Linked DNA regions of Homo sapiens: region 2 is linked to region 1. The links are chromatin contacts, found by Hi-C or POLR2A ChIA-PET in ENCODE. All regions are on one chromosome and are shown on one strand. The core of a region is the stretch at or near the end of the contact, and the rest is flanking DNA. Distances in the headings are between cores, read along the strand shown. Region 1 has its middle 22 kb from the start of CD27. Region 2 holds the start of MLF2 (myeloid leukemia factor 2).

Region 1 (4,973 bases), core at 1,597-4,096:
CCATCTCTGTTATTTGTCTTTCTCGGATATTTTCAAAAAAGAAACGTCTGTTTCTTGACACAAGGCAACTCTTTACGCATCTTTGAGGCTAACGCTAACGTTACTTCTCTGATGAGAAGAAATTTTACCCTGTGTCCTTTCTTCCTCTCCAGAGAGGCTGTCCTTAAGTGGACATTGTCAACCTCCTCAGAGAGTAGCAATTCTGTTTGAGGGCTTCAAGCCCCTGAGAAACTAATAGGACCAGAGATCTAGAAGTGGAACTTTTACAAACCATATGGGCTCATGCATCCCCAAAGTTCACAAACTCCTTAAAATTCTATTCACAATATCGTATGCATGCGTGCACTATTTTTTTTGTTGTTGTTGTTTGTTTGTTTGTTTGTTTGAGATGGAGTCTTGCTCTGTCGCCCAGGCTGGAGTGCAGTGGTGTGATCTCTGCTCACCGCAACCTCTGCCTCCTGGGTTCAAGCGATTCTCCTGCCTCAGCCTCCCCAGTATCTGGGATTACAGGTGCTTGCCACCATGCCCGGCTTATTTTTGTACTTTTAGTAGAGATGGGTTTTTGCCATGTTGGCCAGGCTGGTCTCGAACTCATGGCCTCAAGTGATCCGCCTGCCTCAGCCTCCCAAAGTGCTGGGATTACAGGTGTGAGCCACCACACCCAGCCTGCATGTGCATTTTCCTTCCCTCCTTCCTTCCTTCCTTCCTTCTTTCTTTCTTTCTTTCTTTCTTTTTTTTGAGATGGAGTCTTACTCTGTCACCCAGGCTGGAGTGCGGTGGCGCGATCTTGACTCACTGCAACCTCTGCCTCCCAGGTTCAAGCGATTCTCCTGTCTCAGCCTCCCGAGTAGCTGGAATCACAGGCGCCTGCCACTACACCTGGCTAATTTTTTTTTTTTTTTTTTTTTTTTTTTTTTTTTTTGAGACGGAGTCTCGCTCTGTCGCTCAGGCTGGAGTGCAGTGGCGTGATCTTGGCTCACTGCAAACTCCGCCTCCCGGGTTCACACCATTCTCCTGCCTCAGCCTCCCGAGTAGCTGGGACTATAGGCGCCCGCCACCACGCCCAGCTAATTTTTAATAGAGACAAGATTTCACCATGTTGGCCAGACTGGTCTTGAACTCCTGACCTCAGGTAATCCACTCACCTTGGCCTCCCAAAGTGCTGGGAATACAGGCGTGAGCCACCGCACCCAGCCACAGGAGCTTTTATGTTCAGATCATAACCAGGCGTGGTGGCTCACTCATGTAACCCTAGAACTTTGGGAGGCTGAAGTGGGAAGATTGCTTGAGGCCAGGGGAGTTGGAACCAGCATGGGCAACATAGCAAGACTCTGTCCCTATTTTAATTTTTTAATTTTATTTATTTATTTATTTATTTATTTTGAGACAGATTCTTGCTCTGTTGCCCATGCTGGAGTGCAATGCCATGATCTCAGCTCACTGCAACCTCTGCCTCCCGGGTTTAAGCGATTCTCCTGCCTCAGCCTGCCAAGTAGCTGGGATTACAGGCACGTGCCAACGCATCCAGCTAATTTTTGTATTTTTAGTAGAGACAGGTTTCACCATGTTGACCAGGATGGTCTCGATCTCCTGACCTCGTGATCCGCATGCCTCGGCCTCCCAAAGTGCTGGGATTACAGGTGTGAGCCACCGCACCCGGCCCCTATTTTAATTTTAAAAAGAAAACAAGATCAGGTCATACTTTGGTGCATTCTTTTTTTCTTTCTTTCTTTTTTTTTTTATTTGAGATGGAGTCTCGCTCTATCACCCAAGCTGGAGTGCAGTGCTGCAATCTCGGCTCACTGCAACCTCTGCCTTCCGGGTTCAAGCGATTCTCCTGCCTCAGCCTCCCGAGTAGCTGGGACTATAGGCACTTGCCACCATGCCCAGCTAATTTTTGTATTTTTAGTAAAGATGGGGTTTCACCATGTTGGCTAGGATGGTCTCAATCTCTTGACCTCGTGATCCGCCAGCCTCAGCCTCCCAAAGTATTGGGATTACAGGCGTGAGCCACCACGCCCAGCCTTTGGTATATTCTTTTAGGTTATGTTAAAGATAGATTCTTCAAGTCACAGATAGGAGTACTTGGGATCACCCCTCTGCCCCCACCAGTGGCCCTCCCTTAGGGGGTTCCTCAAATTCTTTGAACTTGCTGAAACCCAGCCTGCTGTGCTGACACAAGAGAAGCCCTGGGAGGATACCCGACGCCTGGCACCTCTGCCCTTATGTCCCTTTTTTTTCTGTTAGAATCCCATTTTGTTTTCTTTTTATAGATGTAGGGAGTACAGTGCAGTTTTGTTACATGGATATATTGAGTAGTGGTGGAGTCTGGGCTTTTAGTATAACCACGATCCGAATAGTGTACATTGTACCCATTGGGAAATTTCTCATCCCTCACCCACCTCCCACCCTCCCACCTTTCCAAATCTCCAATGTCTACTATTGCACTCTCTGTGTCCATGTGCACACATTATTTAGCTCCCACTTATAAATGAGAACATGCAGTATTTGACTCTGTCTCTGAATTATTTCACTTAAGGTAATGGCCTCTAAGGGTTCCATCCACATTGCTGCAAAAGATGTAATTTCATTCTTTTTAATGGCTGAGTAGTATTCCATGGTATAAATATGCCACATTTTCTTTATACAATCATCCATTGGTGGGCCCCTAGGTTGATTCCATATCCCTGCTCTTGTAAACAGTGCTGCGATAAACGTATCTTCAAAATAACAGCCTTGAAGCCCTAATTGGGCTCCTGAGAGGGCCACGTGAGACAGTGTGAAGAGCGAAATCACTATTCTGCCACAAGAGGGCACCCAAAGCCCAGACAGATGGGACGACGCGCTTCCTGCCTCCATTGGAATCAAGCGCATGACTGGATAGCAGAGGCTCCTTGGGCAGGGAGCCACAGCTTGAAGGTCCCAGTTATGCAACTGGCCCCAAGGCCCTTCTACCCCTTCCCCAGGGGACTTCACCAGCTCCTTTTAGGACAGAGTTTGTGTATGGTTCTTGCTGGCTTCAGTCCCTCCCGTAGAGGTGACCCTGAGTAGCTGGGATTACAGGTGCCAGCATATGCACCTGTAATCCCTCCTCCCTGGGGAAAATCTCTGCCCTGGATGGGTAAGATCCTGACCCTGCGTGAACGTGGCATGCGCTTCTGTTCTCCACTCCCTGGAGTTCCTCCTGAGGCCGTGCAGGATCCTGTCCAGTGCTCACAGGCATGAGCATGACTTCAGGGTTGTGAGCAGAGCCCTGCAGAGGTATGCATATGGCTATGGAGTGGTGACCTACTCGGACAGAAAGAATAAGGAAAGGATCCAGTAGCCAGGCCAAAAGGAAGAGGCACCAAGAAGGGCTGCAGCTTGAGGGTGGAGATTCCAGACTTCCAGATACTCTAGTGGGGGTACGATTTGGACCCAGGAGGCAGGTTGCAAATCTAAACCCATCAGAAGCATATGGACTCTTCTTTTGATTAGTTGTCAATGCGAAAAAATTTTTTTAATTTTTAAAAAGGGTATAGACTTAGACAAACTCAGAACTATTAAATTTATAATGTAGTTTGAAACATTTAAGGGAACATTGTACTAAACTGAGAACTATATAGATGTACGCAGGCCCAAGTCTGGCTTCCTAGCCTCAAATCTGGCAAATAAATAAGGTTAGCCTTCCTGAGACGGTAATCACAGATCACGGTCATACACTGCCCACTTGAGTAAAACCGTTCCCCTTGGGGACGAGTGTTCTTTTAACCCCAAGAAGGTTTGGAATCAATCTTTATGATGGCTTTTACCCTCTCAACTTAGCTAAGACGAAACCATATTTCTTGGAAATTAATCCCTGTATGGTTCTGGGTGAGGGTTGGCCACAAGAGAAATGTAAGATTTGAGAGGTAGGAAAACAGAATAGGAGCGGCCGTCGTGCTCTGAGGCCAGCATGGGGTGACAGTCATCTGCTGGCTCACCTTGTCTGCACGGATGGCAGCCAGACTGGCAGCTCTTCCAGCTCCCGTCAGATCGCCTCCTTCAGCTTCTCTAATTCTTGGCCACACAAGTGCAACTCCGTGGCAAGGAGTGCTAGGTCCTTCTGCAGACACCCATACCATCGGGGTGGGTGGTGGTGAGGCACAGACGCAGGCTCCGGATGGCCTTTGCCCTGCCCCCACTTCACATCCAGTGCTTCTCCCAACTGACCCATAGTGACCTCAGGTCCACCACAGATACGGAGGCCTCCAAAGACTCCTTCCCCAGCTGCCATGATTGATTAAGGTCTAATCTCTAAAATAAGTTCCTTATTCCATAACACTCATAGTGGTTTTGACTCTCTGGTCAAACCTTAACTGATAAAAATCAAAAGTGATGAAGCAAATCAAACTCATGCTAAGTTTCAAACAGGTTTTAACCACTGCATGCATTTGGTACTTAAAGTTTTTGTAATGCTTAAAAGAATCTGACATATATTAATACTTAAATAGGAAATGCATGAAACTACAGAAAAAAAAATTAAAAAAATTTTAAACAATTTGACATAGAAGTATTATAGATTAGCCTCATTATTATATTAATATTTAAAATGTATAATTGCCGGGCATGGTGGCTCATGCCTGTAATCCTAGCACTTTGGAAGACTGAGGCGGGCAGATCGCTTTGAGCCCAGGAGTTCAAGACCAGCCTGGACAACCTGGTGAAACCCTGTCCCTAGTAAAAATGCAAAAACTAGCTGGGCTTCATGGCGTGCGCCTGTAGTTCCAGCTACTCGGGAGGCTGAGGTGGGAGGACTGCTTGAGGCGAGGAGTTCGAGGCTACAGTGAGCCGTGATCACACCACTACACTCTAGCCTGGGCAACAGAGCCAGACCCTGTCTCACAAAACAAAAGAAACAAACAAACCACACAAACTTGCAACATCCTGCTTCTTGCAGCTCTCCCCATCCGGCCCACCCCATTCCTTTGGCGTGAAAATATGATGGGGTCTCC
Region 2 (5,546 bases), core at 8-2,507, 330 kb after region 1:
CAACCTTTCTTTGGGTCTCAGGTGTGTCTCAGCATCATTACCTGCTGCATCCGGCGGCTGGCAGGCCTGGTCCCTGGCATGTTGCCATCTGTGATGCTGAGGAAGGGGCTATATCCAAAGCCACCTGACAACATACGGCTCATATGCTGACGGTGAATAGCAAAGGGATCCCTGTGGAGTGAGCACATAGTATGGATGGCAGAAGCGCCAAACTGTCAATCCCTCCACCACCCTGCAAAAAAATACGCACAGAGCAACAGTGGCACCGATGCCTACTTCCTGCTAGGTAGGAGCTAGGTATCCAGCCAGTTCCAACCATTCCTAGCAATGGGAACCCCGATGTCTGCCTGAACTGCTCAGAGACCTGGAGTGGGAGAGCTTGAGGGGGAGGGAATACTCACATCAGGAACATGGGATCCTCAGGCTCCACGTCCCTCATGAAGCGGAACATCCTGATCTCAGCTCCAGGGGGCTCCACACTGGAAAGATATGGAAGCTCAGATACTTGGAGGTGGCCAGGGTTTTGCACACCCACTCAGTGTGGGGACTCTCAGAGCACTGTCCTTTCCAAATCCTGTAACTGACCCCCTAAACTCCAGGGAGACCCTACTCCAGGTGTTCCACACAACCCTCTAGGGAGGGAAGGGCTCTTCAAACCTCTTTCTCAATTAGGGCCATGGAAAATTTTTCCAACCCTCTCGGTTTTTCCCTCCCCCACTCAGAGCCATCCTCTTCCCAAAGCTCTGGCCGGTAGCATACTCTCCCCTCCTCCCGCCGACGACACCGTTCTAGATGAGAATGCCAAGTGCAGGTCCTCCGCCCCATTAATGACCCCAGTCACCCCGCCCCCTCCTTACACTCAGGCCTCCCCCAGGCGGGCCTCACTAAGCCCCCCGCGCCTGTCTGCGACTCCTCTAGCTCCCGCCTCCCCGCCAGGCGAGCAGGAGAGGTAGGCCTGAGCCTCTCCTCTCCCCACCCCGCATCCCGGGCTCCCAGACCCTGCAGCCCCGTGGGCCCGCTCCCGTCCGGGGCTGCCAGCTCTGCCCGAGCCTCACCAGTGCCCGATTCGGGCTCAGCGGCCCATCCGGCCGGTTTCGCTTCCCGGTACGCTGCAGGGTCAGGGTCGCGGCCCGGAACGTGGGGATTGGTCCGGGCTTGAGCTCCTCGGCCTTCCACGCCGCCTCCTCCCACAGCTGCCACCTCCGTACGGCCCCCTCGGCCAACGGAGCCCGAACCTCGGCCAGGCCCGGGCGGAAGTGACGTCACGATAGACCCGCCCACCCGGGGCCGGGCCGTGGGAGCCCCGCCCCCTGGCGCGGGTGGTGAGATGGCTGGGGCCGAGTCCCAGGGGCGCCGGGGCCATGGGCCAAGCTCAGGGGAGCAGAGCCTGAGGCCGAGAGGGGTCCCCTGGGCACGAAGAAGGGGAGCTCATTAGTAACCTCGATTTGGGTTCTGTGGACTGGAAGAGGCTCCCATAAGGCAGGGGAGGAGAAGGAGAAGAGGAATCCATTCTTCGGGAGGGACCGGGTTGGAGGTTGAACCTGGGGGCGCAGTGCAGCACGTTCTCTCTCCCTCCTCAAGGGGAAACTGGAGGACGAGGGGCAGATGCCCCTTGGGGAGAGGCGGGCGCTCTGTGGGCGACGAGGCGGGGCGGATCCCTGGGGGGAGCTTTAAGCCGACTCTACTGGAGAAGCAGTCTACCCTAGAGGGAGGATGGGCAGTTTTCCTGCGGGGGAGGCGCTTGGGCCTGTCCCCGCTTGAGGAGGAGCGTTCCTGGCAGGGCGGAGTCCCCGGAGTGACGCAGAGGAGGTGAAACTCTCCAGCCCAGATCTAGTTCGGGCTTCAGAAAGTCGGATGGGGCAGAGGATCCAGGTTGGGGGGTTGGCCGCCAGATGGCGCTCCTCGGCCAGGCTGGAACCGGAGGCCCTTGAGAACTCGCGTTGGAGAGGGACCTGGACCCTCCCCCGTTACCCATCTGTGAAGGGTTGGACTGGGGAAAGGCTACAGTTCTGAATCTATTAGTTTAATGCCACTCTCCCCTTCCTTTTACTCTAATTCTTGTGTCCTCAAGAGCTCCCAGTCCTGCACTGACCTTTCTTGGTTGCTTTCTTAGGTCAAAGGTCTAAAGTTTGGGGGAACAAAGGAGTGGAGAGCTCAGTTAACCTGGATCACCCAGGGGAGGAGCTAAAACGGGGCCCAGAAGACCTGCCTCCAAGGCCAGAGACTGATACTTTGACATACTAAATGTCTTGCATAAAATCTGGCTCTGCTGGAGAGAAGGGCCTTCCCCTTTGGGGTCAGGGCATTTGGACTGTCTAGGATGGACTTTAACCAGACTCATCCAAACTCCAGCTTTCCCTGGTTCTTTACTCTGGCTTTTAGCCATATTAGTGCTGTGTGGAGTCTGACCCAATGAGAAAGACTTGTTCCCAGTAATTCCCTGGGGGAGAAAGAGGGGGTCCCTGGTGACTCAGGAAAAGGTGCTAGGAACAGGGCTTCTCACGTTTCTTTGGACTTGATCATTATTAAAGAGGAAAAAACAATAATAGAGACAGGGAGCAGAGATAGATAATTAAGATATAAGCTGACAGACTGGCAAGTCAAAGGAAAACAGACAGAATACAAGTAAATTTGTTTTTCATTGCTATTTCTGGGGGAAGAGACTTAGTAAAATCTTCTGTCTTCCAGATCTCTGCACTTCCCACCATGCAACTTCCCCTTATCCTCTTGCCCCAAATGAAAGCAGTTTGACATGTGATCAAGAGTTGTCCCAGTAAAGGTTCTGTGGCTGAAACTTAACTAAAGAGATCCTATCCATTTTTTTTCTTTTGTCCTCTCCTCCTTCTAAAGCAAGTTCTTTATTGTCCAGCCAATCAACAAATGTTTAAGGCCTGGCGCAGTGGCTCACGCCTGTAATCCCAACACTTTGGGAGGCTGAGGCGGGCACATCACAAGATCAGGAGTTCGAGACCAGCCTGACCAACAAAGTGAAATCCAGTCTCTACTAAAAATACAAAAATTAGCTGGGCGTGGTGGCACATGTCTGTAATCCCAGCTACTCAGGAAGCTGAGGCAGGAGAATCGCTTGAACCCAGGAGATGGAGATTGCAGTGAGCCAAGATTGTGCCACTGCACTCCAGCCTGGGCGACAGTGAGACTCCGTCTCAAAACAACAACTACAACAAAAACGAAAATTAGCCGGGCATGGTAGCAAGCACCTGTAATCCCACAAGTAGGCTGAGGCAGGAGAATCACTTGAGCCTGGGAAGTGGAGGTTGCAGTGAGCCGAGATCACGCCATTGCACTCCAGCCTGGGGGATGGAGCGAGACTCTGTTCCAAAAAAAATAAAAATAAAAATAAAAAGCAAATGTTTAATGAGGCCTGGAACTGTCCTAGGTACATTGTATTAAGCATACATACAAAATATAAGACACGGTCTCTGCCAATTGAAGGCATACAGTCTTGTAGCCACCTTTTTCTTTTTTAGTTACCTGTTATCCGTTTTTTTGTTTTTTTTTTAATTAAATTGTAGAGATGGGGAGTTTCATCATGTTGCCCAGGCTGGTCTCAAACTCCTGAGCTCAAGTGATTCGCCCAAACTTGGCCTCCCAAAGTGCTGGGATTACAGACATGAACCACTGTGCTCAGCCACCTGCTATCCTTTACGTACCGCCTTTAGGTGCCTAGAGTCCTTTCTCTTCTTCCTTCCAAAACTTAAGAATCTGCTGGCCAGGCGCGGTAGCTCACGCCTGTAATCCCAGCACTTTGGGAGGCCGAGGTGGTTGGATCACTTGTGGTCAGGAGTTCGAGACTAGCCTGGCCAACCTGGCCAACATGGCAAAACCCTGTCTCTACTAAAAATACAAAAAAATTAGCCAGGCATAGTGGCACGTGCCTGTACTCCCAGCTACTTGGGAGGCTGAGGCATGAGAATCGCTTGAACCCAGCAGCAGAGGTTGCAATGAGCCGAGATCTTGCCACTGCACTCCAGCCTGGGCGACAGAGCAAGGCTCCGTCTCAATAAAAAAAAGAAAAAAAAAAAAGGAAATTGTTGGCCAGGCACAGTGACTCACACCTGTAATTCCAACACTTTGGGAAGCCAAGGCAGGAGGCTCGTTTGAGCCCTGGAGTTGGAGACCAGCCTGAGCAACATAGTGAGACGTTGTCTCTTCAGTAAAAAAAATTAGCCAGGTGTGGTGGTGTGTGCCTGTAGTCCCAGCTACTTGGGAGGCTGCGGTGGGAGGATTGCTTGAGCCATAATCACACCACTGCACTCCAGCCTGGGAGACAGAGCAAGGCCCTGTCTCTAAAAAAGAAAAAAAGAAAAAAAAAAAACCTCTTGAACAGGTGAGGATGAAAGAGCAAATGCAAGAGCCCATTTTCAGAGTTCTTGGAGACATACCATATAGGCAGTTGTCTACTCCAGGAATTAAAGGGATGTAATTTTGCAAGTAACCAGAGTTTGTGTCTGTCTTCCTTCTCCGGGTCTCTCCCTCTCCTTCATTTCCTTTCCTCTCTTCTCCTTCACTCTCTTCCTCTCTCCCTTCCTCCATCCCTCTTGTCTTTTCCCTCTCTCCCTCCCTCTTTTTTTTTTTTTTTTTTTTGAGACGGAGTCTCACTCTGTCGCCCAGGCTGGAGTGCAGTGGCACGATCTCGGCTCACTGCAAGCTCCGCCTCCCGGGTTCACGCCATTCTCCTACCTCAGCCTCCCGAGTAGCTGGGACTACAGGTGCCCGCACACCTGGCTAATTTTTTTATATTTTTAGTAGAGACAGGGTTTCACCGTGTTAGCCAGGATGGTCTTGATCTCCTGACCTCGTGATCTGCCCGCCTCAGCCTCCCAAAGTGCTGGGATTACAGGCATGAGCCACAGTGCCCGGCCCTTTCTTTCTTTATCTTTCTTTCTCTCTCTCTCTCTTTTTCCTTCCTCCCTCTCCTCTCCTCTTTTTCTTTCTTTCTTTTTCTTTCTTTCTTTTCTTCTCCTTCCTTCCTCTTTTTTTTTTTTTCAGAGTTTTGCTCTTGTTGCCCAGGCTGCAGTGCAAAGGCATGATCTCGGCGCACCACAACCTCCGCCTCCCAGCTTGGGTTCAAGTGATTCTCCTGCCTCAGCCTCCGGAGTAGCTGGGATTACAGGCATGTGCCACCACGCCTGACTAATTTTGCATTTTTAGTAGAGACAGGATTTCTCCATGTTGGTCAGGCTGGTCTCGAACTCCCTACTTCAGGTGATCTGCCCGCCTTGGCCTCCCAAAGTGTTGGGATTACAGGCATGAGCCACTGCACCTGGCCTGCCCTCCCTCCCTTCCTTTTTCTTTTCCTTCCTTCTTTCCTTCCTTTCTTTCTTCCTTCCTTCCTTTCCTCTTTTCTTTTCTCTTTTCTTTCCTTTCTGTCCAGTGAACTGTGGTGAACAGTGTCCCATAGGTAAGATGTAGAAGGGAGAGCAGGCCCTGCCAGGGGTGAGGCTCAATCATAAGGCAGATAAGGATTGTTGGCAAGGAAGAGAAACAAAGTTCCAGCATTCACTGTTCTATCTGATGGAGCCAAA

What was found. Hi-C counts contacts between places; a loop is a spot of excess contacts on that map. ChIA-PET counts read pairs that join two places held with the same protein, here RNA polymerase II (POLR2A). Pooled maps may share reads with other maps.
Region 2: a pooled map shows a loop between it and region 1 (4-fold over the local background). The contact joins the promoter of MLF2 here to the enhancer-like site in region 1. A Hi-C loop is called at or near these places in 1 of 37 single-sample maps with no recorded cell type and 5 of 50 pooled maps. POLR2A ChIA-PET finds 5 or more read pairs at or near these places in 1 of 52 experiments (activated T-cell).

The regions. Positions count from the first base shown.
Region 1 is chr12:6,420,910-6,425,882 of GRCh38, forward strand. No RefSeq gene overlaps it. Among named protein-coding and RNA genes, the nearest start is that of CD27, 22 kb to the right of the region's middle. RefSeq lists an enhancer at 2,558-2,607. Within about 2 kb of position 2,847, at least 6 of the 41 ENCODE cell types and tissues checked have a DNase peak (open chromatin) inside an H3K27ac peak, as active enhancers do.
Region 2 is chr12:6,751,884-6,757,429 of GRCh38, forward strand. MLF2 (myeloid leukemia factor 2) reads right to left here and starts at 1,258. Exons shown (of 9, transcript NM_001382226.1): 1 at 1,056-1,258; 2 at 402-479; 3 at 42-171. The coding sequence starts at 451. RefSeq lists a silencer at 1,155-1,394 and enhancers at 1,565-1,614, 1,645-1,814.